2 separate regions of the Mus musculus genome follow, and region 1 is linked to region 2. The links are chromatin loops, found by intact Hi-C in ENCODE. Cell type or tissue: heart. All regions are shown on one strand. Links, peaks and the distances in the headings refer to the core of each region. The heading gives the core; the rest is flanking DNA.

Region 1 (15,652 bases), core at 4,536-12,535, 260 kb after region 2:
TCAGCAGGAAGAGCAGGAGTTCTCAACCAGGGCACAGAGTTTGAAAGGGCTGGCGAGGTAAGCCACCAAATGTTTGTAGACTCAGCTATCATCTAACTAACTGCCTGGACTCACATCCCCAGGCCAGTACTTATATATAGTTAAGGGAATTTGACCAGTTGGTGAACAAGCTGCAGTTTACCAGGTCAAGCAGAGATTCCGACTACGGCAATTTTAAAAATAAAACTCGTTCTTCCACACAAAGCTATGATCTTCAGATTGTCAGTACTCAGGGAATCAGAGCCTACAGGGTGGATTTTAGGGAAGTCAGTCCCACTGAGACTCCCAAAGCCATCTGCTAATTGCTGACCAAAACCAACAGAAGAGGAAGTTGTCTTGCTTAGTTGGTAAAGCTTGGAGCTGTTTCCTGCCTCCCCAAATCAAGGTCCTTGAGGGGCCCACATCCCAAATACAGTTATTCAAGTCAAGCTTGAGCTACGGCAGCTAAATAGAGATCCTCCCCTTCAGAAACCCTCTTAGAGAGGAGATTTCACAACCTTCGGGACCTACTCCAGCTCTCCTGGCCCCGTCTTCCCCGTTTCATGAAGTTCAATGTAGAGCAAACAACTAGGTCCTGCTTGTCAGATTCTCCTTTCCCTGGGAGTGTGTCCAGTCCTGGTCTCACAGCTTAGCGCTTTCTGTCTCTAAGAGTAAAGGAAGTGAGTCCAGCACAGCCTTCACTGTGCACCCCAACGTCTTCCTGATAACCCGTATGAGGCTCTGGTCTTTTTCAAAAATCGCATGAATTCTCTAAACCCTCTCTCCAGCAGGCAGGCAACTTTCTCAAATATATACAACCCTCACAAGTCAAACCTCTCAGAATCTCATCTTTGAAGAATAGTCCTGTTATAGCTTGATTGTTGAGTTGGCAGACTGTAAAGGTCAAGTTTCTGGGTTCCAATTCTGTTTCTGTTGTTTATGGGCTCTGAAATCTAACAAGTCATAGAATATTTGTAAGCCTCAGATTTTCTTCCTTCCTTTCTTTCTTTCTTTCTTTCTTTCTTTCTTTCTTTCTTTCTTTCGTTCTTCCTTCCTTTCTTCCTTCCTCTCTCTTTCTTTTCTTCCTTCCTTCCCTCCTTCTCTCCTCCTTCTCCTCCACCTCCTCCTCTTCCTCCTTATTATTATTATTATTGTTATTATTATTATTGGTTTTGTGTGTGTGTGGCTCTCAATGTCCTAGAACTAGCACTGTAGATCAGCCTGGCTTAGAACTCAGAAATCTGCCTGCCTCTGCCTCCAGAGGCGTGCACCACCACTGCCTGGCTAGATTTCCTATCTTTAAAATGAATATGGAAATATTGTCTCTTTATAAGGTATCATGAAGTTCAATGTAAAGCAAACAAGTAGGTCCTGCTTGTCAGATTCTCCCAGTTTTTGTACCAGAAATCTTCTGTTCAAGGAAGGGTTTCAATCTTGAGCAAACTGGGATGGCTGGCTGCAAGGACCTGAAAGTATTTAGCCCAGTGCAGGTGGCTCGTACAAGTTCCATTAGTGTCAGCAGATTGAGGCCCAGGTGGTCACTTCCCTGACTTACTTTCTTTCTTTCTTTCTTTCTTTCTTTCTTTCTTTCTTTCTTTCTTTCTTTCTTTCTTTCTTTCTTTCTTCCTTTTTTGCGCATGCCTGCATGTGTTCCTCCTGACTCCACCTTCTGATTCCACCCACTGGGGTTATGGAAGTGTCTCACCACACCTGGCCTTTGGGGTTTCTCAACTCTGTTTGTTTTGTTTATCTGTTTAGTTATTGGGCATCTATATTGTGTGCATGAATGTAGAGGTCAGAGGACAACTTGTGGTAGTCAGATCTCTTCGACCACATGGGTCCTGGGAGTATATCTTAGATCATCAGGCTTGGTGGTGGGTGCCTTTACCCACTGAACCATCTTGACAGCCTAGGCCTTGGCTGTTATAAAGACAAGGTTTTCCTACGTAGCCCAGACTCATTTTCCATTTGCGATCCTCCTGCCTCAGTATCCCAAGAACAGGAATTATAGGCTTGTGCCACCATGTCCCGTCCTTCTGTGCCTTATCAGCTTCCTGGGAAGTGCTTTGACATCTCTAAACTTCCATTTAGGGAAACTTAAGGGCTAAAGAGAATTCTTTTCACTGTGGCTTAATTTGTTATATAGTCTTGAAGGTAGACAGTACCGTGTGTTCATTTTCCTGCTAAACACAGTGAGGAATGAACCCAGCCTGCCCAGAGAGAAGTGGGAACTTCATCTTGCTGGTGGTACTTTACCTATAATAGGGACTTATTTAGCTCAGGAAATCTTTTTCTCTTTTTTAAATTTTTACTCATTCCTTGTGAGTTTCTCCTCAGGTACTCCAATCCCACTCATCTCCCTGTCCCTTCATGCCCACCCTCCACCCTTGCAATCCTCCCCCCCAAGCGAAAATAAAAAACAAAAACAAAAACAAAAAAAATAAGCACTAAAAGCCTCTTGTTGTGGAGGCTGTAGTGTGTCACAGTGTGTCCCACTGAATACCTCTTTTGTCCACGGCTCTTTATTTGCGAATGTTCATTGGAATGAGTCATTAGACTGTTTTGAAGCCTCTGTCCTCTGGTCTCTGCTACACCATCAATACTGGATCCTCACCAGGACTCTTCTCTGATATTCTGTTGTTGCCCTGTGTCATGGAGATTCTGCAGCTTTGGATCTGTAGGCCCAGTCCTTTCATGTGCTCCAGCAACTCATAGATGAGTTAGATGCTGGGGTGTGCCAATTCAAAACCCTGGATCTGGGCCTGAGTGGTAGCTGAGTTGGTCAGCCCACCCGCTCTCCCACATCCACACTACTAGATAGCTCAGCAAATCCTATCAGAATGTGAGAGGGGAGCTAAGACAGTTGATAACCTTTTGTCTGCATGTGGCCATGACAGCCATGGTCATGAAAGTGTCATAGAGAAGGGGGGAGGTCATTGCCAAATAAAAGCCTTTCCTAGAAGGGCTATGGGTAGTATCTAGGTTTTAATCCTTCTTTAGAGAACCCAGGCCCAATATTCATATTTTCAGTATACCCACGTATTACTAGAAAATAAAGTGTGGGTCTAAAAGCTCTTGAGGTCATGGGTCCCATCAGCCACGTGCCCTTACCTGCAGGCTGTAGTCAGAATGGCATGTGGGGATGCTGTATGTGACACTTCTTTGTCTTGTAACTCTCAGCATCTCACTGGCCTTTGCCCACACTCCATCTAATTGCCAGCAGCTAGCTGCACTAACAGACAGAACAGAGCAAGGGGTGCCCATGGCAGAGCACCCCAGACTTCTGGATGTGGGTCCCCCTCAGATTACTTATGAACCCAGATGTTAGCTCAGATACTTATGACTATAGGGCAGGTGCCCCTGAATGGTTTCCTTAAGTTCCAACTGTCTTGGGAGTGATTAACCAAGGCGACAGAATGGTTAGCCTGGGAGAGAAAGTGATGACTTTTCTCTCTGGCAGTGTTTGAGAGGGCTCCGTATCCTGAGGTGTAGAGAAAGAGTGAGCACTTCTTCCAGGTTTAGCATTGAGCATCCAACCCAGGACATTTTTATCCTATGTTAAGACAGTGGCTGGTTCCAGCATGGGGTCAGAAGTGCTCAATATAAGTCATGCCAAGGAGGCTCCTGCGTGCTCTCTCTCTCTCTCTCTCTCTCTCTCTTACACACACACACACACACACACACACACACACACACACCTTCTTACAGACCTGGCCTGGCCTTTAACTCGTGATCCTCCTGCCTCAGCCTCCTTTGTACTGAAAGAACAAGCATGCATCATCATGCCTAGCATGGGGTGGTAATGCCCAGAAGCCCTGGTCTGTCAATGAATGTCTTCATGACTCATCTTGACTCTAAAATAAGAGAATCCCTCTGGAAGGAATTCTCAAGAATAGCCAGAATACCCACTGGTAGAGTGTTCAGTTCAGTATTCATCTTGGGTTACTGAGACAGAGTCAAATAATTTGTAAAAGAATGCCAAAGAATCTAGCAAATGTGTGTGGCGCACAGTTGAGTCCCCAACTCAGTCTTAGGCATTGCTGGACAGGTAGCTCGGACAGTATGCTAAACCTAGCCAGATGTAGCAGGAGTCTATGTCCCCAGAGCTAAACATACTGATTAGAAGAGGATGGTATACCAGCTTTCAAATATTTAAAACAGCAGACTTTTCTTCTAGTAAAGATGAGAAAAAAAAATACATATTCCTCTCACTAAAAGGAGTCCTCAAGGAAAAAGAACATTGTGTCCAAGCTGCAGGCTTCTTCACAAGGAAAATGTGGGAGGGACTCTTTCCTCTAAGTCTTCTCTTCTTAGGGGGAAGCAGGCATGTTTGCACGAGTTTGTCACAAATCATTTGTAAAAGAAAACTGCCTGGCATCCCTCACGGCTCTGGAAAGCACCCACGGTTAGTTCTGGCTGCAGAGAGGTTAGCAAAGATGCTGAGACGACAAGAAGAGGCATCTCTTATTTTATTCTATTAGTATTCATTTTATTTTTTGTTTCTATTTGTATGTGTTCATTCACATGCACCGTGGCACACATGTGTAGATCAGAGGACAACTTGAAGGAGTCAGTTCTTTCCCTTCCCCGTGTGAGTCCTGGGGATCAAACTCCTGTCCTGAGACCTGGCAGCAAGAATCTTTGTCCACGGAGCCATCACCCTGGCCGTGCTCCCACTTGTGATGATGGGGTTTCATTGTTTTTATTCTGACCCTGTTGTGACGTAAATCTACTAAGTGTGCTACTTCGGGACTGGCAGGGCTATGTCCAACTGTGGGCTCTGAAGTACCCATTCTATCCCATTAATGATCCCAGAATCTCATCAAATTGTCCTTAAAGTTACTGATGTGACAAGCAACCATAGTTCTAGTGGTAAACGCTCTTCCTTTCTCTGATAACCTTAGAAGGGAGGTCTGTGGAAGAGGACCTATGTCTCTCCAGTTCCTAGTCCCCTTTGTCCAGCTGGCTCCATTGATCCCAGCCCTGTCTGTTGATTCATGAGAGTCCCACAGCTACATATGGCTAGCTTGACACTCCCATATCCCTACCCATAATTCTTTCTTTTGCTCACTCTGGAGGACACATAGGTAGTCATCTGTACTCGGGATGCGGAGGGCAAGTGCACCAGGCAGGTGAACCCAGAGAAAGAGGCAGAGCTTAGCTTCTTGGACCATGAAAAGAAGGGATCCAAGTTCCTACAGGAATGGACAGCCACTGTTGTGGGTGGTTGGGCATCAACTTTTGCTTCTCTTGTTATGGTCTTCTACATTGTGTAGGGGTGTCCACCCTTCCATCTTCCTTCCCATTCGTTCCCAGTTTCAGATAAAGACCTTGATGGATCATCAGTAGGTCCCATCCATCTGGCCACAACGATCAGGTAAGGGATAGATCAGTCCCCACCGAACCAGAAGGGATTTTGATGGGTCTTTTGGGGAGACGTTCTCTGGACCATTCCTAAAAACACCTAGAGTAAGGCCTGCTCCATCTTCTGATGGCTCGAGTGCGAGGCCGGGTCCAGAACACTTTAAGCCTATGCTGTGTTAAACATGTCCAAGGCTCAACAGGAAGCTCAAAGCCAGAGGCAGGCAGCCAGGGAGAATTCCAGAGCAGTGAAGCGTGTCCTGCCTGAATCTTGGCAGGGACCCTCGACTCCCTCTGGACTCTTCGATTACATGAGTCAACCCATTCTGTTGTTTGTTCTCTTTTTGGGTGTTTTCCTATGAGTTCTAGTGGGAGAAAATGCTGAATGACCTCACAAAAGTGGAATTTTACGACTTCTGCTCTGGGACCGGGGCAACCTAAGTCCTCAAGAAAGAAGAGCAGACAAGAGAGATGGCTGCTCCCTGTCTAGAGAAATAGCCATGTCCCCCCAGCTCAGCAGCAATGGGAAGGTGGTCTGGGGTGAATAATTTCTAAGGGGACAGAGAGGAAGCAGATCTGGAGAGAGAAAAACTGACCAGAGTTCTCACGGCTGGAGGCTCCCTTAATTAATTCACCTGCCTGGTAACTGCATAGTAGAGTCCACTTAAAGAAATCAGAGAAGCTGCCACTTTGAAAGATGTGTGGAGGTGGGTGGGGGAGGAGGCGGGTAATTACGCAGGGAAAATCATTCTTGATATTCTTCTAGAAATATGCACGCAGCAGGGAGAACAGCCAGAGAGACAGGGGGAGAGAGAATTAACAGAAAATATGCATTGTGCCTCTCAATGGCGTGCAGAGGCAGAGAGAACAACTAGCACCTCACATGCCTATCTGACCCCTGAATCCTTTCAGGGAATATCTGAGACTTCATAGGACACCCCTGGTGGCTCTCTGTATGTGTGGTCTGTGTGTGTGTGTGTGTGCTCTGTATGTGTGTGTCTGGTCTGTGTGATGTGTGTGCAGTCTATGTGGTCTGTGTGTCTGTGCATGTGTGTGTGTGTGTGTGTGTGTGTGTGTGTGTGTGTGTGTGTGGTGTGATCTCTGTGTGTGTGTCTATGTGTGATGTGTGTAGTCTGTGTGTGTGTGTGGTCTGTGTGGTGTGTGTGTTTTTTTTCTGTGTATGTGTATATATGTGTGGGTGTGTGTGGTTTGTGTGTAGCATTTGTATGTGTGTATCTGTGTGTGGTGTGTGTGTGTCTGTGTGTCTGTGTGTCTATATGTGTGTAGTCTGTGTATGTGTATCTGTGGGGGGGGTTGTATGATCTGTGAGTGTGTGTGTGTGTGGTCTGTGTGTATCTGTGTCTATATGTGTGTAGTCTGTGTATGTGTATCTGGGGGTGGGGTGATCTGTGAATGTGTGTGTGTGTGTGTGTGGTCTATGTGTATCTGTGTGTCTGTATGTATGTGTGTGTGTCTGTGGGGGGATCTGTGTGATCTGTGAGTGTGTGTATCTGTGTGTGGTGTGTGTGTGTCTCTCTCTCTCTCTCTCCCTGTGTGGTCTGTGTGTATCTGTGTGTCTCTCTGTGCTTGGTCTGTGTATGTGTGTGTGTGTGTCTGTGTGATCTCTGAGTATACATGTGTGTCTGTGTGCGGTATGTGTTTGTGTGTGTGTTGTGTTCAGTTGTTTTCCACCTTCTGTTTTTGTTTCTACCTTATTTTTTGAGGCAGGTCTCTCAGTGAATCTAGAGCTCATCCATTCAGCGAGACTACCTGGCCAGCAGTCCCCAGGGGTCCTCATGGTTCTATGTCCCCAGTGAGGACTTGATTTTTATGTGGGTTGGAGAAGACTAAACTCAGTTCCCCATGTGTGTGTTCATAACCCACACCAGCTCTTCCTGCCCTATGGCCAGTGGGGCTGAACACTTTTCCGGACTTTTCACGCCCAGGGAAAACAGAAGAGAACTTACATTCAGCAGGGGAAGGAGCTATAATGAGCCAGAGAGAGCCCTCCGCCCTATCTCTTTTGCCCACAGATCCCATGGACCCACACCCTAAGTGACAAAGGGGCACCGGAACTCTGAGAATCAGTTCTGAGGTTGTGAACATTGGACACAGATAATTATCCAGCTGTGAGTAATCTGAATGGTTCTCAGGGCTATTTCTGCATAATTATAAATATTTGAGGATATTAAACTCCCAGGTTACACATCGAGGCTATTATTTGAGCTTCGGTGGGCTGCTGAGTGGAAAATGCAAACATCTTCCCATTCCTCCCTCCTCAGGCACTTACAATACGTTGTGGGATTCAACAGAAAAAACCCTAGCACCACAACAACCTGGAAACCAAGTCCGTTGCTAATATTTCTAAATAGCTTAAAAAAAAAAAAAGGAATGTGATCACTCTAGTTAATTGTGGTGGGTTTGCAATGCATTTTTTCTTCGAGGTTTAGGAAAGCAATTACCATCAAACAACCTACTTGTGCCTCCATTGTGATAAAATGTTCCCCTCTAATGGGATCCGCACGCCACACAGTGGGTCTTTATAGCACTCAATGCTTCCAGAAGTGTTCGCATGAGGGGGCTCCTTGGCGTGCAGTCAGAGTTGTGACTAGCTCTCAGAACCTGTCACGGCACAGGATTCCTAATGGGAGACAGATCCTTCTGAACAGAAGCTGGTAAGTAGAGTGCCATGGAGAGACACGCCACCCTACCTCTGCCTGGTGGTCCATGAGATGCTTAGAGGGAGAGGCCAGCCTCCGGCCCTTATCAGCTCATCCTGTCTTTGTACCTACTGACATCTCCTATTGCCCAACTCCCTCCAATCCTGGAAAACAGAGGGTCTCTGTCAGACATCCTCTGTGTCCCCTGCCATCTCCTATGCCAAAGCTGTCTCCTGCTTGACCACAGCTTCCACACAGTCTCCTAGGGGTGACTCGCCATTCTCCATCCCCCTTTCCCATTATCTCTGGAAGCCATTGTTCTGTGCTTTAGAACGTCGTGCACACATCTCTGGAGCTTCTTACATGCTATTCTCTCTTGGTAGTCCTTAATTCTGGGCCTTTGCTTGCCTCTGCTCCCATCAAAGACCTGCCTTTGAGCCACCCTGGTCACAATTCGCTCCTCTCTCTGCCACATTGAGACTTGACCTGGTAGAGTCATGGCCACTACAGTGCACTACAGTGACATTCCTACCACACCAAATCTCTGGGCTACAGCTCAGTATGTCGTGGTTCCTTCCTTTTGTTTGTTTGGGGTTTTGGGGTTGTTGTTGGTTTTTTTTTTTTTTTTTTTTTTTTTGGTTTTTTATTTGTTTGTTTGTTTGTTTGTTTAATTTGGGACTCCATGTCTACCGATATGTTTCCCTCTCAGTGTGTCCCGTCTTCCACTCTTCACTTACAATGTTTCCGTCTGAAGTCTGCACCCCACTCCACCCCCAACTAGCTGGCCCAATGGGAGTTTTGACGCCAGCTTTCTCTGTCCACTAACATCAGACCCCAGTTGCTAGCGTCTCTATTTACCACATCATTCCCCACAGGGGTCCCCCTAGCACGCACTCTTGCTCCAGGCTAGTAAGACAAGAGGGAAAAAGCTTACCCAGACAATCTAGCATCGTTTTTTTGTTTTGTTTTTTTGTTTTTTTCTGGAAACCCAAGGTCTCAAACCAAGGTGGGACAAAGCAGTACACCTCATACAAACGTCTAGCAGCCCCATGCCTGGTTTCTTTTTCACTCAGTATGCTTAGGTCGGTAAAGGTGCAGAACAGGATGTAGAGCCCAGTCAGTCCAGGCTAGCCAGGTGGATCCAGAATTCTCTGCCCAGAGCCCACAGGCTGCCACAACGCAGACAGAATGGGCCCTGGGCGCCCCCTAGAGACTATGAGGACCATAGCCACTAAGAGAGCCACCTTGACTTGAGAGGGCTCTAGCATTAATTCCTGCCGTGTAACTAGAAAAATGACCTCCATAAAAATGGGCAAGGACAGAGCAGAAATGTTTGACATGAAATACAAATGCCCAATAAAACTTCAAGCTGATGTTTTCAAAGGCAGGATCTGTCGCAAGCCCTCACAAGCAACAACTCCTTTTAATCTCACAGCACTCATAGGGAGGGGTCGATCCTTCTGAGCCGACAGATAATAAAGGGAGACACCCACGGGCTAAATGACCAGTTCGTGGCCACAGAGCAAGCATCAGAGTCGGTATGTGATCTGGCAGTGAGAACTAGAGTCTAGAGCCTTATCTGAGGCAACTCTCGATATATTAAAAACAAAAATGAAGTGTAAATTAAAACCATTCATTTAATAAACTGAGGGAATCCAGTAAGGATGGTTTCATCCTCCACATAGCCTTGGGTCAAGCAGGATTCTGGACACCCTTATACCTGTTCCTTTCCCACAGCCATCCAAAGGCTTGCTATCTTGAAAGCTCTTGAAGGAGCCTAAAATTTGAGTGTGTTGGCCCTGAGTCAGGCAGCCTGGCCTCAATTTAAGGCAGGGGTTTTCAATCTTCTTAATGTTTTGAGACCCTTTAGTGCAGTTCTTCATGTTGTAGAAGACTCCCCCACACCATAAAAATTATTTGTTGCTACTTTATTTTTAAGATATATATATAATATATAATGTATATGAGTACACTGTAGCTGTCTTTAAGACACTCCAGAAGAGTGCATTGGATCCCATTACAGATGTTGTGAGCCACCACGTGGTTGCTGGGAATTGAACTCGGGACCTCTAGAAGAGCAATCAGTGCTCTTAACCACTGAGCCATCTTTGCAGCCCTCGTTGCTACTTTTTAACTGTAATTTTACCAGTGTTATGAGTTGTAACACGAATATCCATGTTTTCCAATGGTCTTAGGCAACCCCTGTAAAAGGGTTGTTGGACCTCAAAGGAGTCACGATCCACAGGTTGAGAACCGCTGAGCTAAGCTGTGTTATCTTTCCTTTACTCCAAAGACAAAAACAAGGGGAGAGAAAGGTCAACGGGAGGTGGCTCCAGGAAGGTGAGCCTGATTCGTCCCCAGCACGGGCCACCCTTCAAAGGCCATCCCCTACCCTCACGATTTTGGTCTCATCAGGTTCCTTTGAGACTTAGATAACTCACTGTCTGGAAACAGATGATCATAGGGTTCTCCGGTGTTTAGTGCTGACGGGTGTCTGTTGAGTCTGTGTTCTGCTTGGGGTCCTCCGTGTCCTGCTTAGGCTACCTCAATCAAGAGTGTGCATGTTTGTCGGATGAGCCTAAACTAGGGAGGTCAGCCAGGGTGAGGGCTATTGGGGCCAGCGGATTATACCCCTTAATCCTAGAACCCCAAGATATTCCCCCCTCTCTCTCTTTCTCTCTCAGGCAACAATCCTTTGTCATCCCCCTGGACTTCTTCCTGTCAGGAAGTTTCTGCTTCTTTCCACTCAGCAAGCTGCTAAGTAAACACCTTGTGACCTCTGTCCTTCCTGCAGCAGCTGCTTAGCAGCCTGCTCTCTGGAGGTCCTCACCTTACAGAGGCAGCTCCCTTTGTTTACCAGAACGTATCATCTGTCTCTGGATTGGCTTCCTCTGGCCCTGGTCCCCAAGAAGGGAGAGTATTAACATGGCTGTCATAAGACTGTCCCTCTGCCATTGCTGTAGGTGGCAGGGGCATCTCTCTCAGACCATCCAACACAGCCCCCGTTTGTTTGGTTTTTTTTCCCCCCTCTCATTGACTCTTTATTTGCTGACCTTTGTTACTGTTGCCTAGATACCCTTTTGGGTCCTTAAACTTCTCTTAGCTACCCTGTCTGGTACCCTGAGGCCGTATCTACATAACCGCTTGACAGAGAGTTAAACACAGTTAAACACACAATAATCATTTCTTCTTCCCTCTTTCGTTTCACCTTTCAGTGAGGAGCAAAGGGGAGAACCATATTTATTGAACATTACCCATAGAGCCAATAAGCAGTCTCTTAATACTGTATTTTTTTTCCAGAAACAGTGTCTCTTCTGCCCTCACAGAAAAACATGTGGTCAAGAGGAAATTGAATCAAGTCCTTTAATCAGCCACAGTAGTATTCGAATCATTTAATTTAGGATCTGACAACCACAAATTACTCTATTTTTCAAGCCAATTTTAGCCAACCAGGAGAACTGGCCCCAGTCAACTCAAGTTTAATAAATGCCTGATGATGGCAGTTTCAGAGGAAGTTTTTCTTTCTTTCTGTTTTTGATTTCTTGGAAATGTTCCCTTCCTGGCTCCCCGGGGCTGAGAGTGAACCCTGTGGGCAGAGAGCGCCAGCCACACCACACCGGGCAGCAGCGGGCAGCACAGGGAGCCATCACTTCTGCCACTGAGGCTTTTCATTCCTGGCCCTGAGTTCTTTTGGCCAGGAAAACAAGTCAAATCATATTAGAGGCAGGCAGGCATGGCCCACGGCGGCGGCGGCTCACCCGCGCTGGCCTCAGACCTTTCAGCACTTTCTGGAAACCCTGCACCGGAAGTAAAAAAAGATGGCTTCGGAGTCAAAACAACATCCGCCGGACACGCCAGAGATGGCAGCTGTCACAAAGCCAGTAAGAGGCCAAAGGCATGATCTCACGTTCAGAACCAGCTCTACATACAGCAGATGAGGGTGAGCAGGGAGAACCCACAGGGCTTCATCCTTCCCTCGCTGGAAAGGACAGCCTGCACCAGACCGCTGCTTTTAAGCTGGCACTCCCATTGTCCCTCCAACAATGCAAAGATTCAGATACTCAGGTCTGTTTTGCGTTGCCATAACTGAATACCTTACGTTCAGCTTATACAGTAGCGTATAAAGCCTTACGGTTCCGAGGCTCCAAGGGTCTTCTTGAGGTTGAAGAACTACATCTATCGAAGGTTCCTCTCACTAATGGAGACTATGTGTAGATTTCCGAAGTGGTGCAGGGTTTTACATAGCAAGAAAGATGCATACAAGGGTCAAAGCCAAATTTATGTAGCAGATGTGCTCTCAAAATAGCCTATTACCCATTAATCCAACAATCCTTCATGACCTATGTTTGACCCCTGGAACTGCATGATGGGAGGAGAGATGAACCCTTGAAAGTTCCTCTGATCTCCACATGCACATATCTCATAACACACACACATACACACACACACACACACACACACACACACACATGCATTTTAGGTATAAATATGAATAATAATGTTTATTCACAAATAGACTATTTTTTAAAGAATCTGGGGAATATAGAATCTACACAACATCCATTGTTTTAGACTGCCTTGATCGGGGATGTGCTACGGCACAAACAGAACGCTCAACAGCAGAGTCTGTGGAGGGTGGATGTAACGGCAAGCACCCGAGGGAATCTCTGGGAGAAAGCTGGCTAAGAAAGCCCTGTCAGGCTCCTGGGAACTGTCTAGCCACTGGCAGTGTCTTTGAACCTGGAATAGTTCGCTTGTCTCCGGGCTCTGCAGGTGGAGGCTTGCCTTTTTTTTCTCTCCATCAGGGGCTCTAGTTCACTGAGCTGCTCAGACATTTAACACGATCAGTTCACCAACCTCCATCAACTAAGGAGACCCCTACTCTTGGCCCCTTCCAAGAGAGAGAAAGAGACTCAAGGGGACAGGGTGAATCATACAGTCTAGTCAAAGTCTGCTCAGGCACATGGACCATTGTTGAGAGGCTGCACCCAGAGCCTCCTGGGAAAGTGTTCTGGATTGAATGTGGGGTGTCCCCTCATAGGCCCCAGCACTTGAATACTTGGTCCCCTGTTGGTGGCACTGTCTTAGAAGGTACTCTCCTTGATGGTGGCTCTGAGCCTTGTATGCATCCCTCTTGCCAGACACTTACTGTGCCCATTTTTAAAATTTTTATTTTTTAATTATTTACTTATCTGTTGTGTGCTGAAGACAAAGCTGAGGGCTCTGTACACGCTAGGTGGGCGTTCCTAATGAAGTTTCCCAATGAATCTTGATTATGCCAGTATCTTTACGTACCCTTGAACCCGGCCTTGATTTCTGATCCTCAGACACAGAACACTTGTAGGAAGTAAAGAAGATAAGAAGTGTATTATAAACAGTAAATAATGTCTCCTCCAACCAAGACCCAATGGAAGCACAAAGAAAACACAGACACATGGAGACTGGAGATTTGATTTTGTTCTGAAAAAGAAAAAGAATATTCTTGAAATAAACACAAGAATAAAGTTTATTTTATTAAGTCCCCACCAGCAAAGCAAGACAGACAGAGCTCTCCGGATTCAATTCTTGAACTTCACGCTGTCAAAATAAGCCATTTCTCCCTTTAGTTGCTTCTTGGTCTATGTTCCGCCATAGTTAGAAGTGAGAGGGTAGTAGAGCCAGGCATGGTGGTTCTTTCCTGTCATTCTGACACCTAGATGTCTGAGGCAGGAGGATCTTGAATTCCAGGCCAACCTAGGCTACACAGGACATTCAAGGCTAGCCTGGGTTTCATGGTGTGATGCTGTTCTCAGCAAATTAAAAGCTATGGAAGCTCCCTGGGAGAACACCCACCTAGCGTGTATAGAGCCCTGAGCTTTGTCTTCAGCAACACAACAGATAAGTAAATAATTAAAATATAAAAATTTTAAAATGTGCACAGTAATGGAGATTTGAGGGATGGTGGCTGAAAACCTTATGTACCCTGCCTCACTGGTCACTCTCCCAGATAGCTGAACCCTCAGCCTAGAACAGTTTCCCCATGAATCTTGATTATGCCAGTATCTTTTTGTATCCTTGAACCCCATCCTTGATTTCTGATCCTCAGACACGGAACACTTGTAGGAAGTAAAGGAGATAAGAAGTATATTATAAACAGTAAGTAATGTCTCCTCCAACCAAGACCCAATGGAAGCACAAATAAAACATAGACACATGGAGACTGGAGATTTGATTTTGTTCTGAAAAAAAAATATTCTTGAAATGAACACAAGAATAAAGTTTATTTTATTAAATAAAATTTTAAAGCTGGAATAGAGTCACACACCTTTAATCCCAGCACTCAGGAGGCAGAGGCAGGTAAATCTCTCTGAATTTGAGACAGAACTACATAGAGATCTACACAGAGAGTTCCAAGCCAGCCAGGGCTACATAGAGAAAAAAATTAAATATGATCATATGTATGAAGGTCTATAAATATGACTCATTAAACATAACTATTAAGTACTTTATCTGTGCCCCCTTTGTTGTTTTTTTAAAATGTTTTATGTGAGTGTTTTGCCTGCATGTACATCTATATGTTATGTGTGTACCTGCTGCTTCTGAGGCCCTTAAAAGGGCATTAGATTCCATAGGCTCCGCTGGGACTGGTTGTGAGCCTCCATGATGGGAATCGAACCTGGGTCTTCTGTAAGAACAGCCAATGGACTTAACTGCTGAGCCACCCTCTTTGTCCTCGAAATCTACCCCATGGTGGCTAGAGGTGTACCTCAGTGAGCAGAGAGCTTGTCTAGTGTTCACAAAGCCCCGTGCTCTCTTCCCAGCATCACACACACGCTACCTGTGGAGGTGAATTCCTATCCCCAGCACTCAGGAGGATTAGAAGTTCAAAGCCATCCTCTGCCATGCAATGAATTTGAGACCAGCCTGGGATACATAAGATGCTATCAGCAAAATAAAAAAGAACGCTCCCAGGGCCGCTTTTTCCTTGCCCTTTGATTCTATGTGAGGCATAAAGTCCTTTTATAGCTCTCTTCTTTACCCTAGCACAGCTATGCCCTCAGCTTCTTTCTGCTGCTGGCTTTTACTCCTGCCAGGGTTTCTGTTCGTGTGTGTATGTGTGTGTGTACGCGCAGAGACTGATCCTACAAGATAGTTCCACACCATTCTTTTCCTGAAGATGTGGATTTCTGTTCTTTTCCAAATGTCTCTGGGGAGAGTGAGGGTCTCTGTCCTTATATGAGAGGGAAGGTGTCCTGGCCAGATAAGGACACCTGTATCTGAAGCAGGCACCCCACAACCCCCACTTCCACTATCCAGCTGCTTATTTTGTCCCTTTTCCTGACTAAACCTGTTCAGAGAAGAATTACGATGCCCCTTTGTCTGTGTTACTAAAGGGTTCCAGAACTGCTTGGTCTGGAGGCAAAATAAAACCCATGTTCTAGGCAAGCCGGATGGCTCAATGGGTAAAGGTCCTTGCTGCCAAGCCTGGAGACCTCAACTCAATCCCCAAGACCTACAAGGTAAAAGGGGAGAATCAATTGCCACAAGTTATCCCTTGACCTGTATGGCATGTGTGTGCCCTCACCCACTCACAAACTAACTAAACAAATGTAATAAAATTAAAAATAAAACAA
Region 2 (15,652 bases), core at 2,622-10,621:
CTCACCCAGTCCTGACAGTAGCTGGCAAGCAGGGCAAGAATCTTACCATTGGACCCTTCAAGTAGGTGGAGAATAACAGCTACCATAGTCTTCACTTCCCAGACCCCAAAGTCATCTTCGGTAGCATCTGTTTCTAGTCCCAAGTCTATAGGCAGAGAAGTGACAACTGAGGTCCAGGTCTGTACATCCCACGTCACCCCGAAACACCCAGAGAATCCTAGCAAACACTAGTTGTGGCCCAGTTCATACATGTACCTACAGGTCCTCAGACCAAACACAGACATGTCCACATTCCAAATGTATCCCAAAGAATGAGGCTAAAAACATAGACCTGTCTACATTCATACAGCCCATACGGCATCATGCACATGCTTGGACATATTAGTCACCCCTCCACCTTAATTTTGATGGGTCACAGATACCCTGTGCCATGGTGCCCACTGTGAGGTCTCTGGCGGAGCAGGTGCTTGGGTGCTGCATATGGAATTCTCTGCGGAGGTCGTAGAAGGAGAAGAAGGTGTCGGGGAGCACCAGGTTCTGGGAGCACATGGGAGTGGGGGTGAATAGGTAACCTAAGGTGTTTACAACAGGGGCCTTGGGAACCCAACCGTACCCATGTGCCCTCAATGACATACCTTCCTGGAGGCCTCAGGATGCAGAACCTGTCGCAACAGCTGCTGCCCATCAGTGCAGAGCACATAGGGGCCCCCGCCCAGCAGAGCCACATCCCCGCTCACCAGCTGTGAGAACTGGGGACAGGGAGTGGAGACTCAGACATAGACTCACAGCTAGACAGCTGAAACTGGGGGGGAGGGGTAGCAGGAGGGAGGGACTCAGGCTGCAAAGCTGGTTCATCAGGATGTTCAACCCTACCCTGCCTGGGAAGTAAAAGGCCTTGCCCTAAATCCCAGGCTCCTAATCCCCACCCCTAGCCTAGTTCCCTGTCACCTCCTCTAGGCCAAATGAGAGCAGTCGCACATAACCCAAGCCCCCATTAAACACACTCCAGGAGTCTGGAGTCGGGCCAGAGCAAACACCTGGTGGAGTGAGGCAAGCAGGTGGGGAGGGGAGGAGCAAAGCAGGTTAAACCTGTCCTGGACCAGGCACCACCCTCAGACAGGTGGGGGAGGTTCACACCTGCCCGAGGGCCAAAAGGCCCATGGTCAATGGCAGCCCCGCCCCTTGGTCCGACCAACCCAGGAACAGAGCCACCAAGGACAGAGCTTCATACTTGGCCACTCGCAGCAGCCTGAGCTTTGACCCACACCCCATCGACCAACTGGCACAGAACTGTTTGCTCGTAGAGGGGGGTGGGTGGCACTCTGAAGGCTATCCAGCACGATCCGGCCCTTTCCCTTGGCAATTCTGTGACACTTTCCAATCTAAGGCCGACAGAGCAAGGCAACCAGATTTTTTTCTACAGCACCCTCCCAGGTGAGCAGTGGGCCTGGAGCCCTTCTGTAACCTGGCATCTGTAGGTCTTCTCATTAAGAACGAGAGTCAGAAGAGGAAAGGACTTAACACTCATTACAACTCAGTCATGGGGTGAGTGAGCAATGCAAACAGGGAAAACTCACTCCCACTTGGCCAGGGTGCGGGGTGGGTATGGGAGGGGGCATGCGCCTAGGCCTTTGCGCTCATTGGGCAGGTAGCCCCTAGATAATGTTCGGACAGCACCCACTCACCCACGCCTGGCCAGTCAGCTGGGACAGGCAGGCCTAAACCAGCCGGCCTCACCTAGAGGCGTCTGCCCCCGAGGCAGACACCGCCCGACGCCCTCGCTTCAGCGGTTCCCAGGAGAGCAGGCGGCAGAGACCAAGTGATCTACCGCTAAACCTGAGCCCACCTCGACCCTATTTCTGACGTGTCCTCTGCTAGCGGGGGGAGTGGGAGGGAGAGGAAGGGGCCTCGGGGGGATGGATCCCTTAGCCGCTATTGTCAACTTCCTCGGCAGGAGTGGATGTCTGTAAAGGTTGGAAGGTAAGGTGGCTCTGGGAATGGCCTAGCACGCTTCCACGCGGTAGTCGCTCAAAAGTTTCAAACAAGACCTTGTCCTACTGGCCGTGCCACTGGGTCGCGTCGCTCCAGGTCTCCCCTCCTCCCCTCCCCCTCGAAGTAGTGTCCCTGCCACTCCGCAGTTCCACCACCCACGCGGGCCCCCACGCTCACCTGTTGCAGCACTTTGTCCAGGGACTCCGCCCGCGCTAGGCTGTCTGCGCTGAGTCCACTCGCCTCGCGGCATTGTGGACTCAGGGCAGCCGCCTCGGCGCGAACTAGCGACTTGTGCAGCGTCCCCACCTAAAAGCACCGAGGGTAACCCCATGAGCCGCTGTGCCTCAACAGGCTCTGAAGCGTCCCGAGGTCCCCTCTTTCCCACCCTACCTGTCGGCTGCGCGGCTCCACCACTTGCCAAACTAGGAGGATTAAGTCGGTCTCGTCCGAGCCTAGGTCCGGCCCCAGCGCACCGGCAGTGGCCCCGAACAAAACCACCAGCGACTGAGGTTCGGGACAAGGGTCTGTGGCCGAGTCTACTGCGGGATCTGGGCCCGGGGGTGGGGGCGGCGGCGGCGGCGGAGTCATGGCCGCAGAGGAAGGGGGCGCTCGGCCACACACGCGGACCGACGAGGCGCACACACGTACCGACCGACAGCAGACAGACGAGCTTGGGCGGGATCCGGTGTGTTGGGGGCGGCACCTGCGGCCGGGTGTAGTGGGAGCTGCAGAGACCCGCCCGCGGTGCCCTTTGGGGCTGGGCGGTGCGGCTGCCTATCCCTGCCTACTCCGGCGAGTTACCTGCGGCCCGGAGAGGCCACGTGATCAGGACGGCCCAGGGAACCCCGCGGGAGGGCCAAAACCCTGCCCAGGAGGCAAGAGCTCACTTCTGCTGAGGCGTGCGCTCGCCGGCTGGAGTCCCACCTCTTGCTGCAGTCCGGCGAGACTCCTGGGACGAATCCATTCTTTCTCCTACTTCCTCTCTAGCAGGCACTCTGAGTCCTCCGCAAAAGAATGTGCAGGATCAGAGGCCTCTTTCCATTCTGCAAGGGTCACGCAAGACCCATGGAATTCAACAGGAGGCAATCTAGGGACTATAAAAGGTCGCGACGTCTGGCTTGAGGTTAATGGAAGTTACAAAGGGTCAAAAGCCGACAGTGAGCGCTACCAGGTATCCACTGGAAGTCGGTGAGAGAGATCCGTTGGGGAAAGGGAGGGAGGTAAAGATCAAGGGTTCTTAGAACTGTGGGCGGTCACTAGAGATCACAGAGAAGGACGTGCCCATACAGGTGTCGGGTCGGCGTAGTGCCGGCAGTGCAAGGCGCACGTTACTGTGGACCTGAAGGCTCAGGCCTTGGTGCCAAGGTAGGAAAATCGTGCTTAAACTTTAGAGAGCTGTATCCTAAATGAAGCCGTGTCTGCTGGTAGAGATCTGGAAGTTCAGCCTACCAACCCCACTTGGGGTTTGCCTGCTTGTTTTTGTCTCTCTTGGATGATGATAGAAGTGTTATCTGGCTATTGAAAGCACTCCAGCAGAGAGCGGCTAGAGTTGAGATGTGTAGAGTTGAGTCTGCATCCCCCAACCCAGTTCAGAAGAGTCCCATTCATCCCATGCAGTTTGGTGAAACTCCCTTACTGTTGTTTCCAGGCCGCCCTGTGGGCTCAGGATAGTTTCCCACCTACTCGACTGTAATTAGTACTCTGGCGAGAGTAAAAAGGTACTGGCGTGGGACTTAGAATACAGGATGCCACCGGCTGAAGAAGAACCTTGTGTGTTTGGAAAAGCGGGCTGCTTCCTATCGGTCTTGGATAAAAGGCAACCCAGAGCCCGGGTGCATCCCTAACTCATGCCCAAGGAAGGTCGTGCGGAGCCAGAGGACCTAGAATGTATAGTGCGCCTTCTGGGTTTGTCCACACAATAGCGCAGGAACACAGCGACCCAATATAGTGAGAAGTGGCCGCAGCGCACACCCTGAGACCCTTCACCAGGCGGCCCACCCGGAGCCTGCCTACTCAGCCCCGCTACCACGATAAGCCTGGAATGTCAAATATTTGTTCTAGGAACCCAGTGAAACCTTGAGGTAAAGCCCCTCCCCTCCTCCCTCCCATTCCGGAGCGCGCCTGCGTCAGTCCAGGCTTTCCGGTAAGGACACTCCCTTCCAACTAGTTCCTTCTCGACACCCCTGCAACCCATCGTCCTGACTATTTAAACTTCACAAGGTCTTCGCTACAGGCTCAGGTTCAGTGAGGCAGAGTCTTGGCTTCCCTACCCAGTTATCCCAGAGCTACTGGTATCGGTTTCTACCCACAACCTCCGAGCAAGGCTCCCCTTTCAACCTGTAGACCTCGCCTCCCGATTCTCGGGAGATCTTGCTGACTGTGGAATCCCTGGCTGTTCCGAACCCCCTGGAAAGAAGCGGCTGTTCCCAGGTTTCTGCAAGGTAACGAATCTGAAGAGTCAACAGAATTGAGCGGCTCCATTCATTCGACTCTGGTTCTCTCAACCAGGCATTCCCCATATTAAAACAATTCCAGAACTTCAAAGTCTTTGGTATTTTGCTTTATCACCTTTATTTGTTTTTGTGTAGGCACGCACAAGGCACAGTGCCAGGGTGGAGGTCCGAGAACAGCTTGTGGGACTTGGTCCTCTCCTTCCACAAGTGGGTCCTGGGCACAGAACTCAAGCAAGCCCTCTTACATCCCCGTTTTGTTTCTATACCATGTACTCGATAGAGGATGACCTTGCAAGTCTGATTTTCTCAAGTGCTTAGGAACCCAGCTAGAGGTGCCTCTGCACTCATAGCTACAAGATCCAAGATAGTTTGGGCTCAGTTTTGAAAGTTCCAGGCCCTAAATCAACAAAGCCAATAAGATTAGTAGCTGAGGGTGATGGGTTTGTAATCACCACAGGAGTTCCAGCCCACCCGGAGCTGCTAGTTAAGCAAAAGTAAATACTTTTTTTTTTTTTTTCGTTTTTTCGAGACAGGGTTTCTCTGTGTAGTCCTGGCTATCCTGGAACTCACTTTGTAGACCAGGCTGGCCTCGAACTCAGAAATCCACCTGCCTCTGCCTCCCAAGTGCTGGGATTAAAGGCGTGCGCCACCACACCCGGCTAAGTAAATACATTTTTAAACTAATTATTTAGCCAGAGGGTGGTGGCTCCTGCCTTTAGTCCCAGCACTGGGAAAGCAGAGGCAGGCAGATCTCTGAGTTCGAGACCAACCAGAGCTCCAGAGAGAAACCCTGTCTAGAAAAACAAACGACAAAATCGTTTATAGCCAAGTGTAGTAGTCCATGCCTTTAGTTCAAGCAGAGACCAGTGGATCTCTGTGAGATCAAGGCTAGCCTGGTCTAGGACAGCTTGCATACAGAGACCCTGTCTCAAAACAAATCGTAATGAGATCAATCACACTATCATTTAATAGACAACCTTGTACTCCTTACACGACCCCTTGAAGCCAACTTTTAACACGTTTTCTTTAAGACCCTATCTGTGTACTAAGGTTTATTTACTTATTTATTTACTTAGTGGTTTTTGACAGTACTGGAACTTGCTTTGTAGGCCAGGCTGGCTTTGAACCCTTAAGAGATCTGCCTATTTCTGCCACCCCAGTGATGGGATTAAAGGCATGTGGTACCATGCCTAACGACTTTCTTTTTGTTGTTATTTAATGCATTTATTTTTAAATTTAATGTGTGTCTTAGTTGGGGTTTGTATTCCTGCACAAATATCATGACCAAAAAGCAAGTTGGGGAGGGAAGGATTTATTCAGCTTACACCTCCACATTGCCAAAGAAAGTCAGGACGGGAATTCACACAGGGCAAGAACTTGGAGGCAGGAGCTGATACAGAGGCCATGGAGCGTGTTGCTTACTGTCTTGCTTCCCCTGGCTTGCTCAGTTTGCTTATAGAACCTAGGACCATCAGCCCAGGGATGGCACCACCCACAATGAGCACCCCTCCCCCCCCCATCACAGTTTTTCAAAGGAGACTCCTTTCTCTGTGATAACTCCAGTTTGTGTCAAGTTGACACACAAAACCAGCCAGTACAAACGTGTATAAGTATTTGGCCTTCAAGTATATGTGTGTTCTATATGCCTGCATGCCTGGTGTTCACAACGATCAGGTGTCAGACCGTCTGGAATGGGAGTCACTTGTGGGTGCTGGGAATTAAATCGGGTCCTCAGCAAGAGCAATGGTGTTCTAACTTTGAAGCCATCTCTTCAGCCCTGCTTCTGCTTTCTATGCCAGCAATTGTAAACTTTTGTGGCTTTTCCTCCCAGCCCACCTCTACTCTTCTGAGATATTTTCACCTCTTAAAGTACCCCTAACTGTAGCAGACCAGTACAGTCTGAGATTTCTGTACTGATGAAGGTCCCAGCCACAGTCACGGAACAGAGTAAGTCCTATCCCAAACTGCACTCTAGGAAGAAGAGACCATGTTTCAAGGGAGTGCACGTGAGGTTCTGCGTGCAATAAATACAGTTTGTCCACTGTCACTCATGGGTAGGCTGGGGGAGGTTGCTATAATCTTTTATATTAACAGGAGTGGCAGAAAACTGTTCCCTTCCTTTTTGACCAGAACATATCCTGCGATAGAACAAGATTCGACTAGAGGATCATTATTCTAACTCCGCTGCTTCCAGCTAACCCCTCTTCCAGGGGTCTTCTGAGTAACTAGAGATATCCAGCCAGCCCAAGATTTTTTCATCTCCGAGTCCTTGCATAATCGCTTCATACCACCAGAGGGCGCGCTGACTCTGTGGCTTTAATCTGTTTGAGCAATGAGGGAGTTAGCCGGATGAGGGTAATGTGTTAGAGCATACAGCCTTCAGTGGCCAATAACCAAGGACAGAAAGGGAGTGACTTGATGCTACCAGCCAAGCGGTTCCCTCTGTCTTCAGAATCTACATGTGACTCCTGAGACGCAGGATTGAATCTGCTAATCGACAGTTTCATACACGCATATAACATTCTGCTTATACCCGTCCCTGCACCTACTCCTCCCCTCCTCCCACCAAATTCTATTCCACTTCCATGTTTGTTTTGTGTCTTTACAACCTGCTATGATTAACCAGGACCGCCAGCATGGACATAGGTATGAAGCTATTCACTGGAATATTAGAGACGCATCAGTGGCTACATCACTGAAGACAATGACTTCTCTCCTAAAGGCCCTGCCCTGGACCAGGTGTCCACCCGTGAGCCTTTTCCCACTATGGCTGAATGTTGAAAGGTTCTGTCTTGGGGCTGGAGAGATGGCTCAGTGGCAAAGAGCACTAACTTGCTCTTCCAGAGGTCCTGAGTTCAATTCTCAGTAACCACATGGTAGCTCACAAACATCTATAATGAGATCTGACGCCCTCTTCTGGTGTGTCTGAAGATAGCTACAGTGTACTCATACACATAAAATAAATAAATCTTTAAAACAAATAGATTAAAAGAAAGAAAGGAGTCAGGCATGGTGGCGCACGCCTTTAGTCCCAGCACTTGGGAGGCAGAGGCAGGCTGATTTCTGAGTTCTAGGACAGCCTAGTCTACAAAGTGAGTTCCAGGACAGCCAGAGCTATACAGAGAAACCCTGTCTCAAAAAAAAAAAAAAAAAAAAAAAGGAAAGAAAGAAAAAAGGAAAGGTTTTGTCCTTTTAAAAGCTTTATGTAAGCAACTGCAGCTGATATAAGTACCACAGCTGGGGCTAGAGAGGTTGCTCAGTGGTTAAGAGCACTGACGTGGATTCAATTCCCAGTAACCACATGGTGGCTCACAACCATCTGTAATGGGATCTGATGCCCTCTTCTGGTGTGTCAATGTTGGAGTTCGTCAAAAGACCCTCACTCACAAAGATTACAGAGATCACCATCGCTGCAAACCACAAGAGAATGTTTTTTGTTTTTTGTTTTATTCCCACATGTTGGGGACTCCCCTTTCAGCACACAGGCCAGAGGAGAGACCCAGAACAAAAGAACACACTTTTTAATACCTTTGTAAGGGACAGATTTGGACAATAGGGCTAGCTGGCCTATTCTCATTGGTGTAGCAAGTAACCTCTTCAGGCATTGGTTGGTTTGCATAGTGACTACCTCTGGCCTAGCAACTCACTTTGCTTGCCCCCATGGTGGGTTATTAGAATTTGGTCAGCAAAGCAATAGTACATTTTGAACTTATGGGTCAGCTATCAACATCAGGGGAATCCTAGCAAGGGCAGGGCGGTTTGTGGTTTTTTTCTCAGAATTCAGTGTGGGAGTGTGGAGCGGGGTAGAGGAATTCTTCTGAGAACTGTTATTTTTGTTATGGTTATTTCTCTGAGAACAGCTAATATTATTTTGGCAGTTTGCAGGCTTAATCATTTTGACTGCTAAAACTATGTTTTTACATTTGTTTAGTCAGCCAGCTTCCTTATCTGGCTCTGCACTTGGCCTGCTAGTACAGTTTGGAAAGTCCTTTTCAAAGGGGGAAGGTACTGGGTGGTCTTGAATTCATTTTGGATATTACATCTGAAGACAGCTACAGTGTACTCATACATGAATAAATCTTTCCAAAAAAAAAAGAATACCAAGCCGGGCGTGGTGGCGCACGCCTTTAATCCCAGTACTCGGGAGGCAGAGGCAGGTGAATTTCTGAGTTCCAGGCCAGCCTGGTCTACAAAGTGAGTTCCAGAACAGTCAGGGCTACACAAAGAAACCCTGTCTAAAAAAAAAAAAAACCCTCAGCTATGTCATGCTTATAAGTCAAAGGTTTTTGGTTTGGGTTTGGTTTTTCAAGACAAGGTTTGTGTCTGGAACTCACTCTGTAGACCAGGCTGGCCTTGAACTCAGAAATCTGCCTGCCTCTGCCTTCTGGGTGCTGGGATTAAAGACTTGTGTTACCATGCCCAGCTTTTTTTTTTTAATTAGGTATTTTCCACATTTACATTTCCAAAGCTATCCCAAAAGTCCCCCATACCCACCCCCTCCAATCCCCTACCCACCCACTCCCCCTTTTTGGCCCTGGCGTTCCCCTGTACTGGGGCATATAAAGTTTGCAAGTCCAAAGGGCCTCTCTTTCCAGTGATGGCTGACTAGGCCATCTTTTGATACATATGCAGCTAGAGACAAGAGCTCCGGGGTACTGGTTAGTTCATATTGTTGTTCCACATATAGGGTTGCAGTTCCCTTTAGCTCCTTGGGTAATTTCTCTAGCTCCTCCATTGGGGGCCGTGTGACCCATCATGCCCAGCTTTGATCAGTTATATAGTACTCCTCTGAACTCTCATTCTTTCTGCCTCTTCCTTGATGTTTTCTGAGCCATGGAGGGGGTAGTATAGGTGTCCTGCTTATAACTAAGTACTCAATAGCCATTTATTCTCAAAAATTTGACCAGCCATGAGCCTAGACACAGATTGATGTTTTTAAAGATAGTTTTCTGTATTATTTTATTTTGTGCTTTTTGATGTTTTACCTGCAGTGATAGCTGTGTGTGGTGTGTTTACCTGGTATCCACAGAGATCAGAATAAGGCCTTGGGTCCCTAGTACATGGTATATAACAAACTCTGACCTGGCTAGCCATTCAGCTCAGAATGCAGAGCAGCCACGTGGGTGCTGGGAACTGAGCCCGGTCTTCTAGTAGAACACCAGCGCTCTTTACCATGGAGGGGTTTGGTGGTGGTGGTAGTGGTGGTGGTGGTGGTGGTTGGTGGGTTGTTTTTTGTAGCCTCCCCCGGCCTTGAAGCAGGCTGATTCATACCTCGCTGCCACTCAGTATGAGACCACCTGGGGTGGAGCCTTCCACCTGCCTCTGCCTCCCAAGTGCTGGGATTAAAGGCATGTGCCACCACTGCCCGGCTGATTGGTTTTTGTTTTGTTTTGTTTTGTTTTAATTCCTGACTGTCCACAAAGTTAGTCTGCAGACCAGCTAGGCTGGAACTCAGAGATCCACCTGCCTCTGTATCCCTGTGCTGAGTCAAGTTTATTTTATGTACATGAGTACACTGTGGTTCCCTTCAGACACACACCAGAAGAGGGAGTCAGATCCCATTGCAGATGGTTGTGAGCCACCATGTGGTTGCCAGGAATTGAACTCAGGACCCCTTGAAGGGCACTCAGTGCTTTTAATCACTGAGCCATCTCTCCAGCCCCTCCAGTGAGTTTGTAAAAGCTTACTTTTCAGGGTTTTACCCTCTTTTCCTCACCTGTTCTAGCCCAACTTGGACTCTGACCCCTTCTGCTACAGTTCCTTCACTCTCTAGATTTCTGAGCACTTACCTTTGTTGTCCTGGAAAACTACTTCTCTTCAAGTGAAACAACCTTCCTTGATGTTAAAGGGAGATTGGGATGCTCTGTTCTGGGCCCTTGCCTCCTGTGTTCTGAGCTGAATGGCTAATTAGATCAGTATTTGGCCCCCCCATTGACCCCAGGAACACTGACTTGCTGGGTCTAGGGTTTAGGGAGAACTGATTGACATCCAAATGGGCTGTGTGAGGACCACTAAATAGCTTTTGAAGTTCTGCTTTTGGTTTGGTACCCCAAACGCCAACGATCCATTTGGTCTCTGTAGGGGACCTAGAAGCATAGGTCTATGTGAGAGGCAGTGATGGGAAGGGTGGGGACCCTTGCCTATATTCTCATCCTAGGAAGAGAACAAAACTGGACTGGAATCTGGCTTCTGAGTTTATTCCTCCTTCCAGGCTTTGTACAGAGTGTGCATCTCTGCAGGAATACCCTCTTTCTTTTCCAGATCCCAAACTGATCCCTTTCACCTCTCAGTCTCTTTTCTCCTCTTCTAAGCCAGACAGGAACCTGGACCTTTCCTAGGAAATTTGGGAGCTGTGGAGAGCGCACGCCATTCATACATTTAACATGTTAAACATCTGTCCTGTGCTAGGTCACCGGGCAGATAGCTTGCTCTCCTGGTGACCATGGCCTAGTGGGAGGCAGGCAAAGGTGCTTCAGATGAAGTGCGCCATTTCTGAAGCCCAAGGGAAGAGTTCAGCAGAGACCCCCCTAACCATGGAATGCACGGTGTCACTGCAGCGAGCTCAGAAGTATCATAGGATCCTGTTCCAGCCAGCAAGAAGTCAGAGGCTGAGGGTAGAGTGGGCTTGAGAGAAGGCAAGATTAACCAGAGAAAATGAGCCGGAGTCCTCAAGGTTCTCACTGGGAAAGGGAGGGACATCATGGAAGGGCTGTGAGTTAGAGGGTGTACTAGTCAGGGTTCTCTAGAGTCACAGAGCTTATGGAGTGTCTCTGTATATTAAAGGAGATTTTTTTGGAATGACTTATAGTCTGCAGTCCAACTACCCCAACAATTGGCAGCTGTGAACGGGAAGTCCAAGAATCTAGGAATTGCTCAATCCCACAAGGCTGGGGGTTTCAGCTGGCCTTCTGCAGAAGCTGGAATCCTGAAGAAGTTCCAACAGATGAGCTGGCAAGTAAGTGCAACCAGGCAAAAAAGAAGAAAGCCTTCCTTCTTCCATTGTCCTTATGTAGGCCTCCAGCAGAAGTTTATGGCCTAGATTAAAGGTGTATACGCCTACATTTGGAATCTACTCTATCCCAGGCTGACCTTGAACCAGAGATCTGCTTGCCTGGAGGTCTCCTGGGATTAAAGCATGGGCCTAAACTTTTCACAGCCACTATACCTCAAGATCTTGATCAAAGGCCTGTGTTATCCCATGTCAAGATCCGGGTCAGAGTCCTATGTCTTCCAGACTCAAGATCTGGATCACAAAGCCCGCCTTCCATTTCTGGATTGTATGTTGCTCATTCCAGATGTAGTCAAGTAGACAACCAGGAATAGCCACCACAGAAGGAGAATGAGTGGTGGGGCCTAACTTAATGATTCATGGTGTCCACTGGCACACGGAGTGCATTCCTCCAGAATTAGGGGATAAAGTGGAAAGCCAGCAGCAGAGGTGCTGTGGGACGAGGGTAGTTTGGCTTTGCAAGAGTAAAAGCAGGCAAGAATTATTGACTAATATTGTAGGTTAGAAAGAATTATTGACTATCCTAAGATTGTAGGTTAGAAAAACAGGAAGTTGGTGCTGGAGATTGGCTCAGTGGTTAAGAGCATGCGGTTTTTACAGAAGACCCAAGTTTGCTTTCCAGCAACCATAGTGGATGGCTTACAACTGCCTGCAACTCAAGTCCATAGGATCCAATAACTCTGGCCTCCAAGGGTATTCTTGTTCATGGCCACATACCTCCCCTACTCCATGACATTTAAAATAATAAAACCAAGCTCGGTGTGGTGCCACACACTTTTAATACCAAACCTGGGGAGGCAGAGGCAGGGGATCTCTGGGTTTGAGGTCAGCCCAGTGGTCTACATAGGGACTCTAGGACAAACACTATAACATAGAGAGACCCCATCTCATAAAACCACGAACAGGCTGGAGAGATGATGGCTCAGCAGTTAAGAGCACTGACTGCTCTTCCAGAGGGCCCAAGTTCAATCCCCAGCAACCACATGGTGGCTCACAACCATCTGTAATGGAAGCTGATGCTCTCTTTGGTGTATCTGAAGACAGCATAAATAGTAAATAACTCTTTAAAGACAGCAACAGTGTGCTCATATACATAAAATAAATAAATCCTTTTAAGAGTCTTAAGCACACATATCTGTATCTACCATATATGTGTATTTATCATATATGTATTATCATTTTAGGTGTGCAGAGTTTAGGATAGTGTCAAGTCTGTGGACAAAGACTGAAGAGATAGTCCGGCAGTGGTGGCGCACTACTTTAATCCCAGCTCTTGGGAGGCAGAGGCAGGCAGATTTCTGAGTTCGAGGCCAGCCTGGTCTACAAACTGAATTCCAGGACAGCCAGGGCTATACAGAGAAACCTTGTCTCAAACACACACACACACATACACAAAGACTGAAGAGATGGCAGGGTCACTGTGAAAGATGGGAATTCCTGGCTTGCTCCTCATGGCTTCCTCAGCCTGTTTTCTTTTTTCTTTTCTTCCTCTTCTTTTCTCCCCCCCCTCCTCTTTCCTTCCTTCCTTCCTTCCTTTCTTTCTTCCTTCCTCCCTTCCTTTCTTCCTTTCTTCCTTTCTTCCTTTCTTCCTTTCTTCCTTTCTGTTTTGTTTTTCGAGACAGGGTTTCTCTGTGCAGTCCTGACTGTCCTGGAATTCACTTTGTAGACCAGGCTGGCCTTGAACTCAGAAATCCACCTGCCTCTGCCTCCCAAGTGCTGGGATTAAAGGCTTGCGGCACCACGGCCCAGAGATCAGCCTGTTTCAAACGGTCTGTCACTCCGAGTAGAGTTGGGAGTGGTTTGGATCTGAAAGTCTGAACCATTTCTCTGTAGGATTCTCCTGCAAAGAACAGGGCTCGAGAGCTCATGTTGGCACTTTAGCCCCTGTCCGCACAAGCCTGAGGACTCTTTCTCTCTTTCTTTCTTTCTTTCTTTCTTTCTTTCTTTCTTTCTTTCTTTCTTTCTTTCTTTCTTTCTTTCTTTCTTCCTTCCTTCCTTCCTTCCTTCCTTTCCTTCCTTCCTTCCTTCCTTCCTTCTTCCTTTTCGTTTTTTTTTTTTTTTTTTTGGTTTTTCGAGACAGAGTTTCTCTTTATAGCTCTGGCTGTCCTGGAGCTCACTTTGTAGACCAGGCTGGCCTCGAACTCAGAAATCCACCTGCCTCTGCCTCCTCGTTTTGTTTTTTGAGACAGGGTTTCTCTGTGTAGCCCTGGCTGTCCTGGAGCTCATTTTGTAGAACAGGCTCACCTGGAACTCAGAAATCCACCTGCCTCTGCCTCCCGAGTGCTGGGATTAAAGGCGTGTGCCACCACTGCCCTGGCCTCAGCCTGTTTTCTTAGAGAACACAGGACCATCAGCCCAGGGATGGCACCACCCACAGTGGGCTGGACCTTCCCATGATCACTAAGAAAATCTCCTACAGGCTTAACTGCTCACATTCTGATCCTCTGGAGGCTTTTTTGAACTGAAGTTCCCTCTCTTTTTTTTTTTTTTTTTTTTTTTGCCAAGTTGACAGAAAACCAGCCAAGACATTGGGCCATGTAGTAAACCTTTGTCTTTAAAAAGAGGGAGGGAGCTCAACTCCCGATTTTGTCCACAGTGCCAGCAAAGGTCACGGTTAGCCATTCCCGTAGCAATCCTGACTCCTAATAGCTTGGGTGCTTGGGGAGGTGGTGCATCAGTAAATCCCAGTTGAAAGAGTTGAAAGCAGTGCCACTCTTCTGAAGTCTGTGGTCTTCTGGGACTGTGGTCATCTGAGGATGATAGTTTAGCCAAGATGTTCATACTGGCCAATGCCCAAGGTTGTCCAAGCCTTCTAGCACCTCCCCACCCCCTCTTGGCTCTGGACTTCTGACTGTTCCTAGTCTTGGCAGAGTGTCTCGATGACTCTGTACTGGCCTTCACCAGACCAGTCTGTAGCAACCTCTTACAGATGCAAGAGATTAAAGTAGGAGGCAGTGGGGCCTAATGTATTGGTTAGTGGGCTTTAAAATGCCCTGTTCTCTGGGGCTAGAGAGATGGCTCTGTAGTTATGAGCACTTGTTGCTCTTCCAGAGGCCTACAGTTTGATTCCCAGTACCTATATGGTGCCTCACAACTGTCTGTAACTCTATTACATTAGACTGAAGTCCTCTTTCTGACTTCTGCAGGCACCAGGCATGTATGTGATACACATACATGTAGGCAGAAATACTCATACATCTAAATAAAACAAATAGATCGTTTAAAAACAAAACAAAACAAAACTTTCTAAGCTGTGAGGTGATGGCACACACCTTTAATGCCAGCTCTAGGGAGGCAGAGGCAGGGGGATCTCTGTAAGGTTGGGGCCCAGCTTGGTGAGTACCAGGATACCCAGAACGGCCGAGAGAAATCCTCCTGTCTCAAAAAACCAAAATACAATTTAATAAATAAATAACTTCCTATTTTGCTATAAAAACTAGAATTGTTGGCATTAACGTGGGGTCAGCTGTTTACCAAGAAGAGGGAAGGAAGAGGTGGGGGGTGGAGCAGAAGTCTTGGGACCAAGCAGTGTCCCAGAAGCACAGTTGGCCTTCAGAAGGAAGTATGTAGAGGGTTATTTCTCAGAAGCACTGGTCAGTTCACCCCCAGAGTGTTGGCATATTACTGGGTGTTGAGCCTTTTGCCTACTACCGTCTGGGCCCCAGCTCCTCGCTCCAGTCAGTCTTATGCCCTTCCTGAGTCCTCAGGCTTGCGCGGACAGGGGCTAAAGTGCCAACATGAGCTCTCGAGCCCTGTTCTTTGCAGGGGAATCCTACAGAGAAATGGTTCAGACTTTCAGATCCAAACCACTCCCAACTCTATTCGTGTGCTGCACTTACAGAGTGACAGACCGTTTGAAACAGGCTGATCTCTGGGCCGTAGTGCCGCAAGCCTTTAATCCCAGCACTTGGGAGGCAGAGGCAGGCGGATTTCTGAGTTCAAGGCCAGCCTGGTCTACAAAGTGAGTTCCAGGACAGCCAGGACTGCACAGAGAAACCCTGTCTCGAAAAACAAAACAGAAAGAAAGAAAGAAAGAAAGAAAGAAAGAAAGAAAGAAAGAAAGGAAGGAAGGAAGGAAGGAAGGAAGGAAGGAAGAAAGAAAGAAAGAAAGAAAGAAAGAAAGAAAGAAAGAAAGAAAGAAAGAAAGAAAGAAAGAAAGAAAGAAAGAAAGAAAGAAAGAGAGAAAAAGAAAGAAAAA

What was found. A loop is a pair of places that touch in the nucleus more often than their neighbours do. Peaks named below come from ENCODE experiments on the same cell type or tissue, not always from the same donor. Only the 100,000 strongest peaks of a DNase experiment are listed, where the experiment ranks them.
Region 1: it touches region 2 in a loop (10-fold over the local background); 16 of 42 quality-filtered maps call a loop at or near these places.

The regions. Positions count from the first base shown.
Region 1 is chr8:106,394,230-106,409,881 of GRCm38, forward strand. Gm34026 (a long non-coding RNA gene) reads left to right here and starts at 5,816. Exons shown (of 3, transcript XR_387995.2): 1 at 5,816-6,021; 2 at 7,413-7,508; 3 at 11,340-12,174. In heart, for the core only: a CTCF peak has its summit at 9,253 (motif pointing left); DNase peaks (open chromatin) are centred at 5,612, 9,232, 10,782 and 11,852; H3K27ac peaks cover 2,453 bases.
Region 2 is chr8:106,134,188-106,149,839 of GRCm38, forward strand. Esrp2 (epithelial splicing regulatory protein 2) reads right to left here and starts at 2,787. Exons shown (of 15, transcript NM_176838.2): 1 at 2,383-2,787; 2 at 2,170-2,298; 3 at 636-749; 4 at 423-537; 5 at 47-145. The coding sequence starts at 2,580. It overlaps 1810019D21Rik (RIKEN cDNA 1810019D21 gene), which reads left to right and starts at 1,213. Exons shown (of 4, transcript NR_040346.1): 1 at 1,213-1,434; 2 at 2,980-3,163; 3 at 3,282-3,357; 4 at 3,641-4,536. In heart, for the core only: a CTCF peak has its summit at 6,739 (motif pointing right); DNase peaks (open chromatin) are centred at 2,794, 3,174, 4,114 and 6,714; H3K4me3 peaks cover 2,311 bases; H3K27ac peaks cover 2,223 bases.